Regions from separate parts of the Mus musculus genome. Here region 1 is linked to region 2. The links are chromatin loops, found by intact Hi-C in ENCODE. Cell type or tissue: left cerebral cortex. All regions are shown on one strand.

Region 1 (8,000 bases), 390 kb before region 2:
GACAGCCTTTTAGCCGATGGGATCCTAGCTTTCCCCTCTGAAGTGCGCACATCAACATGTTCTTTCCAAACTCCCCCATTAAGAAAGGTGAATGAGGGATGATGAGGAGCTAGGAACATTTTGCCAATGACAATCATCCACCTGACGTGAAACTCAAGTGTCTCCAGACTGAACTGTCTTTTCTAGCACGTGCAGACTGTAGACTTCAAAGAAAAAAAATTGTTGCTTTAAAAATTATATCTATGTGTGTGTGTACCTCTGTGTGCCTCTCTGTGTATGTGAGTGCACACATGTACATATGCCCACATACTACAATGTCGAAATGGAAACCAGAGACCAGCGTTCAGGAGTCAGTTATTCCTCCCAGAGGGTTCAGGGGCTCACACTCAGAGAGCTGGGTTGGTAGCAAGCCTCTTTACCTGCTGAGCCATCTGGTTCCCCCTGTGGTTTTTAAAAATATTTTAAAAACATATTTCAAATTTTTCATTGACAATTTCACATGTGTATAATGCATTTTAATCAAATTCTCTATTCCCTTCTCATATCTCTCTGTCACTGCTGTTGGGACACTTTCTCCTTCCCAACAAAATTCTCTCTCTCTGTCTGTCTGTCTGTCTGTCTGTCTGTCTCTGTGTGTGTGTGTGTGTGTACATGTGTGCAAGAGAGAGACAGGAGACACACACACACACACACACACACAGAGAGAGAGAGAGAGAGAGAGAGAGAGAGAGAGAGACCCTTTTACTTTAATTAGGGTGGTCATTATGAGCACAAGTAAGAACACAATGATTCTTCCATTACCTGCCAGTGGCTCATCAATGAGGGGTAGGGCCTCAGGAGTCCCTTCCACTTCCATGACAGATTGTTGATAGTCCGAGTCCCATGCAAGTCCTGTGCAGGTAACCGCTACTGCTGTGACCTCCTAAGTGTGGTGGTTATGTCATATTCAGAAGACAGCATTTCATAGCAACCCAACCCTTCACTCTTACATTCCTTCTGCTCCATCCTTTTCAATGTTCCCTAGCTTTGGAGAGGGGTGGGGGGCTGATACAAATGTCCCATTAAATATTACTTTATAGGGAAAATTTATGTGTAACAGGCCTAGAATTAGCTGTTTTTCTTTGCTTGCAGATTAAACTTGTTCACATTCAACAAACTCAGCTTTTCTTCCTCTGAACGTAGAGATCTGGAAACATAATATTCACACAGGTGAGACTTTCCTCTCAACCATTCTTTGTTCTTTCAATCTATGACTCCAACCATCAATTCTGTAACAAAATACTGTCAAGGTGGTCACTATTATGTAATGAAGGGGTTGGTATAGCTGACAGTTTGAAGGGCGAAGGTTCAATTTCTAATGTATGTTAGCTTTGAAGAGAGGTAAATTGTTGTATTCCAAGGCTTGGCGCCCTTGCCTTTGTCCAGCTGCTGAACAAATGTGTATCCTTGGTCACCAATGGAACCAGACTAGAGGGTGTAGATAGCTGAATGTGAGCCATAATTACTACTGTGAAAACAACTGGAAGCACATGTCCTGCTGACAGGGGTGTGGGCGCAGCAGGCAGTCCATGCCCCGTGCTTATGCTCAGAGGTATGTTTTCAAGTTGTGCTTTGCAGGAGGTCCAAGCCACACACAGACTTTTAGACTCTTTGAATCCCAATATGTACGCAAGTAGAGAGTCCTCCATGTCCCAATTCTTCCTGGGGCAACTTCTTGCAGAGGGTTGGCCTTAGACCAGAAGCCCTTGCCCTTAGACAGACTGGAAGCCCTTGCCTCTGTGATGTGGCCCTTCTTGTGCTACTTTCTCTCAAGAGCATCCATGTCACTGTTTCTGAGATATTACCCTATGATGAATTTTCATTAGGTTGTGAACTCTACCAGAGTCAGGTATTCATGTGTTAGTGTTAGATACATTGTTAGATTAATGGGAGAGACCAAGGGAATTCACCCTTGAGCTGAATTGATGGTCAGGTGTGTAAGTATAATGGGTTGGAGTGCTGATTTTACTAGGCGGTGCCCCCTAAACCATGTAACTATTCTCCTACTCACAACCTTCAAAACATTCTAGCACCTCTGAGACATTGACTACATTAATGTAATATCAGTACAGCAATAAGCAGAGAAGCTTAGATTACAGATTTCTTAGCACTCCAGTATAAAGAGTTCTAGTTCATCTACACCAGGACTTGCCCATACTAGTCTATGTTCTTGACTCTGTATTTACAGAGATCAGGACTTAGAATAGGGTGGAGTGTGGGGCTGACGGAATGGGAAAGTAACAAGGATGGATGTGGGGAGAGGATAACCAGAATGCATTGTATACATGTATAAAAATCATCAAATAAGCTTAATTGATAAAAACAACATAAAAGCAAAAATTTAAAAAAAAATCCAAACAAAAACATGACAAACTTGGCATTAGACATAAAATTTAAGGAGTAACAAACCCCTCACTAATCAAGATTAATATTTTGATGAATTTTCTAAAGGCTCAAAAATTATTGTAAACTTTTCATAATGAATCACATTTCAAAACTTTAAATAAAAAATTGGCTCACTTCTTTCTTTTTAGTCCTTGCTTTGTAAATGACACCACTGATGAGGAGTGTCAACTGTGACTTTCCTGGTTTTTATTTGTGGCATTTGTGTGTCTGTGTGTATATATCAGAGGGGTAGGAGGGTAGGATGCAATATAGGATTCTAGTACAATGAAAGGTAGCAAACACACACACACGCACGCGGGTGCACACACACACACACACACACAGACACACATAAATAAAACACAATCATGAAAGTAGGCAACATTGTCCAGTATTTTGGACTAATATTAGAAAAATTTCATAGAGAAAATGTTGCATATTCAATAAATGAATAACAAAAGATGGAGCAAAATACAATTTAATAATATTCAGCAATATGACTGCACTATTTATTTCTCAGTTGAGCATGCATGGATTCCTTTTATTAGCTTTCTCCTTTACTGTAATTGATTTTTAAAACGGCTTTTTCTTAAATTGCTCTGGATTTCCTTTAGGCAGCCCGGCCTGCTGCTGTATGCAAAGCTGCTTTCGGTGAGACCCAGTGTGTCTGAAGTCAACAAAGGCTCTCGGGTGCCTGTTCCCACTGGAAGAACGTTCTTAATTTACATAGGGGAACATGGAGCCAGAAAAAACAGGAAAACACAAACATGAAATCTGCAAGAGCCTTTTGGAAATGTGGCAGAGAGACAAGACTGAAGCATGACAGATGTCATGTGCATTTTGAATCTTTCTGCAAAGGAGCAGCAGCATCCTGGGTGTGTGTGTGTGTGGGGGGGGGGGGCGGGGGCGGGCGCATGCTTCCTCTTGGGGATTGTCTAGTTGCTAATCATAGACACCAAGGTGCTGCTGTAACGTGGGCTCTGGGCAAGTGTGAAGAAGAAAGCTTGTGCCATTGAAGGAAAACATTAGTGCCACAGGGTTCCAAACCAGAAAAGAAAATGCTGAAAGAACATCAAGAGAAGGAAGCCTCACGCAGCCTCCTCTATCCCACTCTGTGGAGGCACAGCTGTGGCACTGTCACAATATTCCCTATTCCCCAAGTGGTTTTTTTTTTTTTTTTTCCAATCTCTTTACCTGATGCCAATGGTCTACAATGGAAGGAACAAGAGGGTTGTTTGTGGGAACAACATCTCAGTCAGAATGTTGAGTCCTCTCTTGGCCTCCTTTTGTAGGATGTGGTATGACTGTTTTGCTTATACACGCAAATATCTCCCACACTTCAGTTCACATGTGTTCTGGAGGCTCATTCTGCAGGCATACTTTCCAGCTATGCTGACTGTGGAAAGACACCAAATCTTGGCCCACAACCTATGATAGCAGATACAACTAATCCACTACCAAAGACCAGGATTCTAGCTGTGGTCACCCGGCCGCAGAGCTATAGTTACAAGGGAGCAACCTTGTTTTCCAGACAAGTTGTCTCATGAATGGTTGGACATTAAACACACCCAAGCAACTTTAAGAAAATGTAAATGCCAAGGCTCTACTTCAGTCCAATTAAATGAAATATCCTAAGGATGGGAAGCATGCATCCAACATCTTTCAGATTTCCCCAGGTGACTATAATGTGTAGCCAGGGTTGAGAGGTTCTAACCCAGAGCTGGAACCATCGATAATTTTTTCTCTCCTTAGGGCAGATTCCCCACCCAGGCAGCTCGATGGTTTCCAGTAGGAGAAGCCACAGCTGCGTTTCAGTTTAATTCAGTTCAGAGACATGGATTTAATTCAATAAAGACTTATTCAACTACTTCTCGACACTTAATTTCTAATTGCATCTCTCATTAGACTGGTAAGGATGCTGTTTCCCAAACAGCAGAGTGAGGAGATTTTAATTCATCTCATGTTTTAAGAGGCCTATTAAAAATTATAGTTGTTTGACAGAGATTGCAAGTTGTTAAAAAAATTCTTTTTCAACGTGGGATCCACATATCATCCGTTCTCTCATCCCCAAATCTCTGAGCAGATATGTAAAGCCACCATCTTTCGATTTATTTAGTTAATCTGTGCCTGCCATTAACTATCAATGATCAGGAACAATGAAGACAAAGGCCTTCTGAATAGTCTGTGGACTAACAGGGGGACATGTTATTTGAGTCAGGAATTAAAGTACTATGAAATGAAAGAGTGGAAGAAATGGGGAGAAAATGTTTCAGATGTGTGCCTGGCCAGACAAGGCAAGCTAACAGAGCTCTGAGGGACAGAAAAGGAGTGTTTCTCCAGAGATGTTTTCAGGAACTCAAAATACGGGTGCAGTTTTCAGAGGGGAGAACTAAAGGCTACACAGCAAGCACAAGAGCCCGGGAAGTTGCCCAGGGCCTAAGTGCTCTATCTGCTAGACCAGAGTTTCTACTTCATTGTTGCCCAGTGGCTGTGTTTCAAAACTGTAACATTGTAGCTGCCCCTGGATTGCCATGATTGAGAGGATACTGGGTCTGGAAGGGGTAAGGTAAACTGTTTGGAAAATGCTGGAGAAACCTTGAAGGAGGAACTAAGCAAAGATGTTCTTGAGTTGGCTTGACCTGAGATGGCATGCGCTAGATTAGAATTTGGATGAGCTATTCAACTTTACCTTTCTTGAGTGGAAAACAAAGATATTTAAGCTTACCTTCTAAGATACCTCTCCTAGGGGTGACTGCATTAGGTATCAGGTTAACATTCATAGCTGACTGGGCTGATGAGGAGGTTCAATGGGTGAAGGCATCTGCCACCAAGCCTGATGACCTGAGTTCAATCCCTGATCCCACACAGTAGAACAAGAGAACTGACTCTTGCAAGTTGTCTTCTGACTTCCACATGTATGTTGTGGCACACGCACACACACACACACACACACACACACACACACACACACACACACACAAATGTAAATCACTACCACTGGCAAATGCAGAAACTTTCAACAAGACATAATTCTCTTAGTTGAGACATAGAGTTTTCGTTAAATTTTTTTGGTATTTATTTGTGATTCACTCTACATTTGTCCTTCTCGGGTCCATTCTGAGAAGTCCACCATATACAGGTGTATAGAAGGAGAGTGTGATTTTGAACACAATATAGGATGAATTTTAGGGAGCAGTAAAACAAATCACAACACAGTTCTAGCAAGTCCTCTGATAGGCTTCTCAAGACTCTTTTATCCACAGGCCCTCTCCATCATGATTTTACTTCCAAATTAACCAAAATTAAAGCTTTCAAAAAACCAACCCAACCCAACCCAACCCAACTCAACCCAACCCAACCCAAAACAAGCCAAAGCAAAACACAACCAGGCTTGGTACATTCATCAATTCTCTCTAATTAATAAATACGGTGAAGAGGATAAAATGGAAGAAGTTGCTGGAGACCCAAAATACCTTATAGCAGATGGAAAGCATTCAAGTGCTGAGTTTAATGTAAGAAATTGTAGGAAAAGAAGTCATGAGTTTGTGAGAGAAAAAGGGGGTAGGGCATATATGGGAGAGATTGGAAGGAGGACAGGGAAAGTTGGAAATGATGTAATTATATCCTCAAAAGATAAAAACTACTTTAAAAAGAGAAATAATACAGAACTATTTAAGAGCAGTGGCAGCAAATAGTGGCACCTATTTTGGAGCCTAGGTCTTATGTAGGGAAATTCAGAATTGTGGCTTAAATTCAGCCTAAGTAGGGGAATTCAGAATTGTGGCCGAGGCTACAAACTTTTAAGATTTGTGGTCATATACAACCTACGAAATAACTGATATCTCTTAAAAACCTGTTTCTCAATATTCTTCAGCATAGTCTCACCTCTGCTTTAATCTATTGTTTTGATTTTTCTTCATTTGTATTTCTTCCCCCATGTCTTCCTGAGGACATTTGTGGCACAGTCCCAATCTTGGCTCACTGAGAGTTCATCTGCTTCTGATGGCTGCTCTTTCTCCACCTAAAGTCACAATCTGTTCTTGGAGGACATTCTCGTTTGTACAATGACTGACTGTGATGTGGAAAGGGACAATTGTAAAATCCGTTGGAGGAATGAGCAGCTGGCATGGAAAGAGTTCACTAAGGCAAGATCCTATTTCTATACATGTGTCCTTAATAATAACAACGAATGGGTAGGGGGTAAAATATGTGGGAAGGGGGCAGAGTTGTTTCGGAATAGCTAGTCTGAGGGAGTACATATGATGTCAGCAATTAATTCAGGCCCTACATTCTGTTTTCCTATAAAAATCCTATTTTAGTTGTGGTATCTTTGACGCATCTGCTGGCATAAGCAGGATATATGCCACAAATAAAAATTCAAAAATATCTCTTTCTTGTAGAACTTGGAAGCAGAAATTCTGAAATGGGAAGAAACCTACTGAGCATTCAAAAGGATTCCAGGCCCTTTCTCATACAGACAGCACCACGGTGCTACATTCAGGCACATCTGAGGTGCAAGCCCCTGGGGTGTTGGGTAATGAAAAGGAAGATAGTGGTAGCTGGAGTCCAAGCAGGCTCCACCACTGAAAACCCTGAATTGATGTACCTGGAAGAGATATTGATGCCAAAAAGAAAAGAGAAGTGTGTTTGCTCCTCCAAAACAGAAACTCAGAGCCTTTGTTTTCTGCTAAAGAAGGCTGGAAGCTTGCTGGGTGCTGGGTAAATTATTTTAATATCTTTTCCTGGAAGTGGCATGAATAGGCTGTACTGCCACCAGTGTGGTGACTGTTTCACACCATCATACCATCAACTGATGGGCTGGCAAGCTATGTTTGTACAAGTGTACTCTGTGATAGATGGTCCCACAAAACGAAACTCCTGGCATGAGGGAAGCCTTAGCTTAGTCTGTAGAACACTTGATTAATGGGCACAGAGCCCTGAATTCAGCTTCCCACTGTTGCATAAACTTGATGTGGTGGCATATACTTATAATCTCAGCACAGGGCACATGGACACAGGAGGACCTAATGTTTAAATTCATCCTCATCTATGAATATAGTTTCAGGCTATCATGGAATACAGGAGATTTTTCTCTCAATAAACTAGCAAGCAAGCAATCTAATCAACTAACTAATCAACTAACTAACCAACCAACCAACCAAACAACCAACCAACCAACCAACCAACCAACCAACCAACCTCCAAAGTCTCCTAATGATTCCTTTCTCAGAACATATTCTTGTTAAGTGATGCAGGACTATAACTGAAACCCAGGTGGTCTCTTTTCAGAACAACTTTAGATCTAGATGGACAGATTACATTGACTGAGGTGGACTTTAGTGTTGACTTCCTTGTCCCACTACATCCTATTACAGTCAAGGACAGAATTCTGAGCTTTCAAGTGCTGCATCCATTGATTTATCGCCCAGCATTGTCTTCACACATGATTCCAAGAACATCCTAAAACTTAGGGGGTGAGCCCAGAGGCAGATAGATGCAAAGAGGAAGTGTGCTATCTATCTGATGACTGTGGAAAACCTGACGAGGCACATAAATTGCTGGGAAGGGCAAGGGGC
Region 2 (8,000 bases):
TGCATATTCACAACGTTTAGCACAGTGTGTGCCATTAGATGGGAAACAAATGTTCTTCAAAAAGAAAAAAAAATAAATGAATTCATGATCTGGAAAATGTTTGCTCCCCTGAAGAGAAAAGAGAATATACTTGGGAATAATAAAATGCCTTGCTGTCCTCAGGCATTCCATGTGACTAAGAAGATAGTAGGGACCGAAAAGCTATTAGAAATTCTGTCTTGATCTCACACAGCAATGAAACAACTACACCATATTGTCCTTATCCAATTCTGAGTTCCAGCTCTATCCCTGAATGTATTCCTTTAATCTTGTAGGTGCAAACGTCAATTCAGCCCAGAAGGTAAACCATTCCCTTCTTCTGCATGTGTGGCTTTGTCATCTGAAACTGTTGTTCTTTCCCTTTAAAACTTCAATATGTACTTCCTTAAAGTTAAAAATCAACAGAAAAGACTTTTATAATTAGGAAAAAGTCTACTAGGAGAAATATATTAATGTGTAATTGTCTACTAGAAAAAGATGGCGTGTCTTTGGAGGTAATATGCTAGAGATATTTCCTAATTTAATTTGGGTAACTGTCAGATAAGCTTCATATTTCTGCAGTTTTTGAGACAATCTAGAAGCCAATGTTGCAAACAGAGAAGTTGGCTAATTTCAGAGATTACACCTTGCACATAGTTTCTTTCTCCTCTCTCTCTCTCTCTCTCTCTCTCTCTCTCTCTCTCTCTCTCTCTCTCTCTCTGTGTGTGTGTGTGTGTGTGTATACAGATATATTCCAGGCTACCTGACTCAAGAATGTTTCAGGATTCATCCATCTCTGCCTCCCAAGACTGCTGGATCACACATGTGTCACTATCCAGCTTTGTGGGTTCTGAGGACCTGTGTTCATGCCATCACCCACTGAGCCATGGCTCCCTTTAATGAGATCATTTTTCGACCTGACACAGCCAAAGGAAACTAGAAGATGAAGCTGAAATTGGCCAAATAGAAACATAAATAGAGTAGAGTATGAGGAATGGAAAAGCCTACAATATCAGATTACAATCATTTTCAGTATTCTAATATATGTGTAATTTTGATTTCACAATGATAAGAGATAGAATAAAAATAAATATATAAAAATAGTAGCAGAGAACTTTTAAAAAATCATGGTAATGCTATATGTAAAATAGCAAAATAATAAAAATTTGATAACTTGAAGACATGTACTTTATGCCCTAGGAAAGCCACTAAAATATTTAAAAGATATTTAAATAACAATTAATATGAAAAAGCATAGTACTGTGGGTAACATTCAACAGACACAACACAAAATAAATAACAAATTAAAAATGTGGGAAGGAAAGAACCACACGAAACAAACTCCGGAGTATACTTACACAAAATAAATAGACTTCAGGGTTCAGCTGTCTTTTGTCCACAAGACAAAGATAAAACAGCAAAGTTTTAAATGTCTCATAGAAAGTTCTGAGAAAAAGCTCTGTTTGACCAAAAGAAAGCCCTTGATCCTGTCTAATGTGGAGGAATGAAGTACTTGGGAGAAGAGACATCATTACAAAGGAGAATATCACATAATGAAAGTACCAGTTCCCCAACAATATGTCACGATAGCCAATGTACACTGATGGGTGAACCACATGACCTCAAAATGCACAGACTGAGAAGTCACAAAACTCAGATGGGGTATTGCAAACAAAAGTAGTCGGAGATGTCCGTCCTACTTTTAGTAACTAATAGAATTAGTAGCAAAACAATCGAACAAACAAAAAAGGCCCCCCCAAATCAGAGGAGACAGAATGAACAATGTCAGGACTAAAAGAAGATACAAGACAAAATTGTTATAGACAACTGAAGAACAGTAAAAAATGACTCTAATCGAACGGTATACTGGCAGTGGACTTGATCATAATAATAAATGCTGGCAAGAACAAAGAGCAGTCGTAAGGTCATATGTTATCTTACTGGTGGAATATAAAAATGATACAGATGCTGCAAAAAATTATCTGTTAGTTTCTTAAAACATTAAATTAAATGTTCTTATAAAATATTCTAAGCATTGTTCCTCTGGGCGTATAGTCCTGGGAAATGAAAGTTTTACTCATGCAAAAACTTTTATGTGTATACACATACAGGTTCTACTTACAGTGTTTTAATTATATATAAGAAGCAATGCAAGTGTCATGAAATTGTTAATGAGGGGGAACTGTGTGGTTCATTTGTAAAATGGAGCAGTATTCAACAAGGGAAAGAAACAGGTTGCTTACTGGGGCATATGGGAACAGAATGAACTCTAAATGTTTACTGCTAGATGAAAGAAGACAGATATGGAAGGCTACTAAAGGTGAGGTTGTATTCATATGATATGTGACAACTCTTAACACTATAGAGAATCATAAACCAAACCTGTGCTGATGAAACTATACATTTATGTCTGTGGTGTTCACAACTGTTTGGAGTAGAACTCTCCAAGTGGAGATGTAGCTCTAAACACTTTTCAGAAGTGTGTGTTTTTCTGTTGGACAAACATATGTAAACCTTCATATCAAGAAGATGGACATGTTGTAGATGAGAAAGGTGTGCAGGTCACACATTTCAAGGAGTAGGGAATAGTAAATGCTTAAAGGAGCCCCATGGTTCTGGGTTGGAGTTGTGGAATTGTTTGAGTAGACTGAAGTTAGTAACAAGTGGGGCCTTAGCTCTATCCACAAAGAAGAATAAGAAGAATTGGCAATAGCCAGAAGCAGTAAGGTATACCTAATGTCCAAGTCATGGTTTGTCAATATCAGTCTCTTATAAAGAAAAATGTGTTATTTGGAGAACTGGTTGATTCTAAGATTTGGAATAATCTTGGAGCATCTTAGGATACCAAGCACCAGAGGTGGAATAGAAAGAAGGAAACAAGAGAAGAATGAACATAGGAGGGAGAGGGGATGATGAAAAAAGGGAGGAGGCATGGAGGGAGGAGGGCAAGACACTTTCATGTGATGCAGAATTTCTGGATTAGACTGTAGAAAAGAACAGGAATATTCATGGAAAGCTGTTAAAGTTCAAATAAATTATGAAAGGTATGTGGAAAATTTCTGTACTGACAAGCTTCTTTAGGTCTAAAATTATCTCATTATCTTCAAAAGCAGTTAGCATTCACATTAAAAAAGAAAGATTAGCATACAACTTATAAACCCCAGAACGGATTCTTCCAGACTGCCAGTCAGTTAAGGAAGGTTTGGGGGTATAGTTTAATCTAAAAGTGCCAAAGAAATTATTGGGCAATGAACTGCATAAGTTGTTGAGAGCATTGTTGTCCCTGAAGAACCTGAAAGACAGGGTATAAGTCAACAACTGCCTTGAAGGACAGAGGCTTGATTTTTTTTTTTAAGGAAGCCTGGGAGTTCTCTCTGAGCATTTAGCCACATGGAAGATTCCAGAAATAACTTCACACTGTGATTTAGCCTGTGCATTTGTATGTAGGTTAATGGAAGTCTCCACCGTTCAACTGCAATGTCTTATAGTCAAACGTAAAATTTGGAAACATTAAAAGGAAGCACACATCAGGAAATCTTGGTTATGAATTGAATATACACAAGGTTTTATATTTTCCCCCTTATTCATTACAGTCCATTTTAAGCTCAAGTGGTTTCCCATCTGGACTAAGAAATTGCACTGCTGAAATGTTAATGCTTTTTTTTTCTTGCTATTGTTTTATTATAATTCATTTTGAAGAGGTTTACAATCTAGCAGATTAGAAAGTCTACTGAATTGACAGAGCTCATGCGTTAAACAATTGATTCTTCTGAGGGGGTGGAAGCTACCAATGGAACAATCTGGATATCAGCAGGTTTTTTCCCTCATGTGACAAAATCCGTAAGTCTTTGATTGTTTTTCCTAGCCTGATTTTATTTTTTAGATTTTTTTCCCCTCAGTTTGATTCATAAAAAAAAAAAAAAAAGCTGCACCAGGAAACAATCTAACTTTGCAGCAGAACCTTGACCCAGGAGTTGAGGGGGTATTCCATTTCTGATTCAGAGAGTAATTCCATAGACTGCTCTCTTCATTTTCCATTTCACTTCTAGTCTCTTTTTCTCTGTTAATTTTCTTCTTGGAAGCTTTGCAGCTGAAACACAGGTGGGCGGGTGTGGAGGTTGTGGTTTCCTTTTCAGGGTTCCGTCTACATTGCTTTAAATCTCCTCTGATTTGAGCAGCCTGTCTGATCCTTTTAGTATTTATGTTAAGGGTGGACACAAAGGACTATGGTAGCCCAGAGAAGCAGATTGTTAAAAGTAGGTCTCATTGTCTGCAGAACTGTGAAAATGATAAATGACTAAGAATAAATACTTTATGTTGTTCGAACTACTGCGCTCTTATTATTTTAAATGATAATACAGCTAGCCTGTGATTGAGTGAGCTTTTTTATTTTTTCACTCAGAGAATTAGTCAAGATCTAGTTACATAACCAAGGCAAGAGAGGGAAAGGCCGATTGAGGAAGAGCAGAAAAGGAAGGGAAAAAAGTTGCTGGTTATTTTTCAATTGCTGTTGTTAATTCAATTGTAAAGTTTGAATTGAATAGGAAATATTCTCCTAACAAATGCATAGTGATTGCTTCATGCAGGAGGATGAACTTTGCTATGGAGACAAATGAGTCAAAGTTCATTTTTAAAATTGTGCCTACGATAATTATAGTTCCTATCCTTAAGGACCACGGGTAAGATAGGGTTTTTTAAAACCTTCCCCATTTTGTAATAGTTGACATTTCCCACAGGCTTCATCTTGATGAAGAATATAAAGCTTCCTCTGCCTTTATACCCTCCACCCAGTCTGGACCCCGATGTTCGCTCCATCAGCAGTCTGTGCCACACAGCCTTTGCTAAGAAGGTTTATACGGATTTCATAGGATTTTCAGCAAATGAAGCTGGTACTTTTCTCTACTACATGGATCATTCTTTTCTTCTCTTTCATGCTTTTGTAGTATGGTGTGCAAGGCACATGTTCAGATAGTAGTCTTCTGACTCTGCATTAAAACACATCTGTAGAAGTCAGTTGGAACCATAAAAAAAACACACTAATAGTAAGCCAGTAATGACCACAATAGTGACCGCTCTCCTGTCGGTACATCCATTCTGTACTCTCAATAGCTACTTCCTTGTCAAATCTTCTTTGTGACTGTTCAACATGCCCATTGTCATGGCCAGTTGAATTTAGGTCACTTGCAGGATCATGGGTAAAATTATACACATAATTTATTAGATGAATTAATATTAGCTAAATGAGAAAATACAGAAATTATTTTTAACACAGGATTATTCTAATCCTGGAGTATACTGAGCCCTCTCAACAATTTAATACAAAAAAGGCAGTCATATGCACAAAATATAAGGTGATTTTTGTTTAAGTGTATATTTTTAATATAGCCCCTTTCAATTCTGCACTCCATTTCCAGTCATTGTAAGCCTTTTTTATTTTGATATAAAAAGCACAAAGAAACAAGAAAGAAGAAAGAAAGAAAGAAAGAAAGAAAGAAAGAAAGAAAGAAAGAAAGAGGGAGGGAGGGAGGGAGGGAGGGAGGGAGGGAGGGAGGAAGGGTGGAAGGTAGGAAGGAAGGAGGGAAGGAAGGAAGGAAGGAAGGAAGGAAGGAAGGAAGGAAGGAATAGAAAAGAGAGCTATATAGGTTTTACATCTTTTAGGTGACATGTTCCATAAACCTTAAATCTGATGAAAATTTTTGTGAGTTTCTAGTATAGCTATTTATATCATTCTAATGAAACAAGACTGGAAGTTCAGAAGAGTAAAATCATATTGTATTAGTAAAAGTGTCACTTAGAAAATTTATGTTTAATATATAAATTCAACCAGATGCTTCAGACATCATGATTTAACATAATGACGGTAGGTTAGACAAGAACCACACCTACATAATTTCCCCAGATTTGTCTTTATTGGTTCCAATTTGATACTTTAAGGATTTATTAGACTTGTTTTAGACATAGTTATGTTTAATATAGATGAAAAAACTCCAGAGAAAGAGCAAGCAAAGCATCAATTTGTACATTCAAAATGTATGCTAACGATAGCTAGAATTATGATGTAATCACAAAAGTATGGTAAGAAAACAGAGAAGAGGAAAATAAAAGGCCTACTTCTCCTCTCTTATGTGTTGTGGTGGAGAACATTACAGTAAATACTTGAAACCTTACTAAGAATGAAAGGAACCCAGAAATGAAATTGAATACCCAGAGAGAAGGGCTGCTTACTTCAGGCTTCTCTTGTACTTGATTACTAAAGGAAACTTAATGGACATGGGCAGACAACTTTTTACCACACTGTATATGGATGTAGTTCTGAACATACAATATTTCATAACACGTTCAAGAGAAGAGCATCATCCAAAAGAGAGGAACTATTTTAGAAAGAACACTCTGGAAAGATAAGATTCACCTATAAAAGTTATCATTTTTAGATGTGTATGGAAGTACAGTTATAACATACAACACATTAAACATATTATAACATACAACAAATTAAAAATAATGCCTCTTTTTGAAATAGACTTTTAGCCAGATTGGTATGCATATGTGCACGTGTGTGAGTATGTATGTGTGTGTGTGTGCATGTATGTGCATGTGTGTGTGTGTGTGCATGTATGTGCATGTGTGTGTGTATGCATGTATGTGCATGTGTGTGTGTGGTGGTGGTGGTAGTCTTTTACTATATGGAAGAAGCTCATGCTGGCCAGCATGGGCAAAGAAAGAAGGTGACCCCTTCACTGTGAGTCTGTGGACACAGTCTAACTACATCTGCTCAGATACTGCCATTGCTTCCAACATTGATGTTCTCAAATGGGTAATGTGGATCTGAGCCAGAGGACGGCTGGCTCTTTTCAACATTGCTAGTTGCTAAGGAAAGAAAATGATTTTTTTAATATAAATTTTAAATATAAAATTTGAGGATCTTCCAACAAAATCCTACATCTGTGACTGAAAGAGGCACTCGTTTCACAAGAAGATAAATAAATGAAGGCTGTTGTAAACTAAGAAAAATAAGCATGGGGCCTCTGCTTAGGTGACACTTTCTCTGAATTTTGATTTGACTGTTTTGAGAGCACTTTGAGGTTCACAGAAAAACTGTGATGTCCCATGTACACCCCAAGTGTGTAGCCTTTGCCACTGCCTGCATCGCCACTGAAGGAGCACATTTCTTTTTTTTTTCCTGGTATACATATTTATTTGTTTTTTTTTCCATTTTTTATTAGGTATTTAGCTCATTTACATTTCCAATGCTATACCAAAAGTCCCCCATACCCACCCACCCCCACTCCCCTACCCACCCACTCCCCCTTTTTGGCCCTGGCGTTCCCCTGTACTGGGGCATATAAAGTTTGCGTGTCCAATGGGCCTCTCTTTCCAGTGATGGCCGACTAGGCCATCTTTTGATACATATGCAGCTAGAGTCAAGAGCTCCGGGGTACTGGTTAGTTCTTAATGTTGTTCCACCTATAGGGTTGCAGATCCCTTTAGCTGAAGGAGCACATTTCTAACAGTTGATGAATCTATCCTGACATGTAGCTGCCACTTCACCATGGTGTACATCACAGTCATCTTTCCTGGTGTGCATTTTGCAGACAGACTTTCTGTGATTAAACGAGCATGCCTTACAATTTTCTGCACAGCTTTCTGTAGCACTTTCCCAGAGTGCTTCTGAAGATTAAATGAACTAATGTTACATTTGCATAGTATTAAACACCTTGCTATTCCTAGTTAGACTTTTCTTTTTAAAATCTCATATAAGTTATCTTTATGCTATTAGTTTAAAAAACAAATACAAATCTTCACATTAGTATTTAATAATTTAATTACTTTCCTCTGAGGCTAATAAAAATCTAAGCTTCTAGTGTTTATCTCTCTTTCTCTCTATTTTGTTTTGCAAGCTAAAATGATAGATTAGCACTCAGTAATTCTTAGGGAAAAAATGAGCAGTTGGTGGTGTGGTCTTTCCAGACCACATGGCATGA

What was found. Hi-C counts contacts between places; a loop is a spot of excess contacts. Peaks named below come from ENCODE experiments on the same cell type or tissue, not always from the same donor. Only the 100,000 strongest peaks of a DNase experiment are listed, where the experiment ranks them.
Region 1: it touches region 2 in a loop (4-fold over the local background); 2 of 42 quality-filtered maps call a loop at or near these places.

The regions. Positions count from the first base shown.
Region 1 is chr15:51,596,857-51,604,856 of GRCm38, reverse strand. It overlaps Gm34562 (a long non-coding RNA gene), which reads left to right. Exons shown (of 5, transcript XR_875334.1): 4 at 1,132-1,209; 5 at 3,039-3,286. Among named protein-coding and RNA genes, the nearest start is that of Gm34503, 9.0 kb to the right of the region's middle. In left cerebral cortex, no CTCF peak of the experiment used is centred here; DNase peaks (open chromatin) are centred at 3,364, 3,755, 6,528 and 6,767; H3K27ac peaks cover 569 bases.
Region 2 is chr15:51,202,394-51,210,393 of GRCm38, reverse strand. No RefSeq gene overlaps it. Among named protein-coding and RNA genes, the nearest start is that of Gm34446, 120 kb to the right of the region's middle. In left cerebral cortex, no CTCF peak of the experiment used is centred here; DNase peaks (open chromatin) are centred at 3,465, 4,155, 4,871, 6,839 and 1 more place; H3K27ac peaks cover 2,440 bases.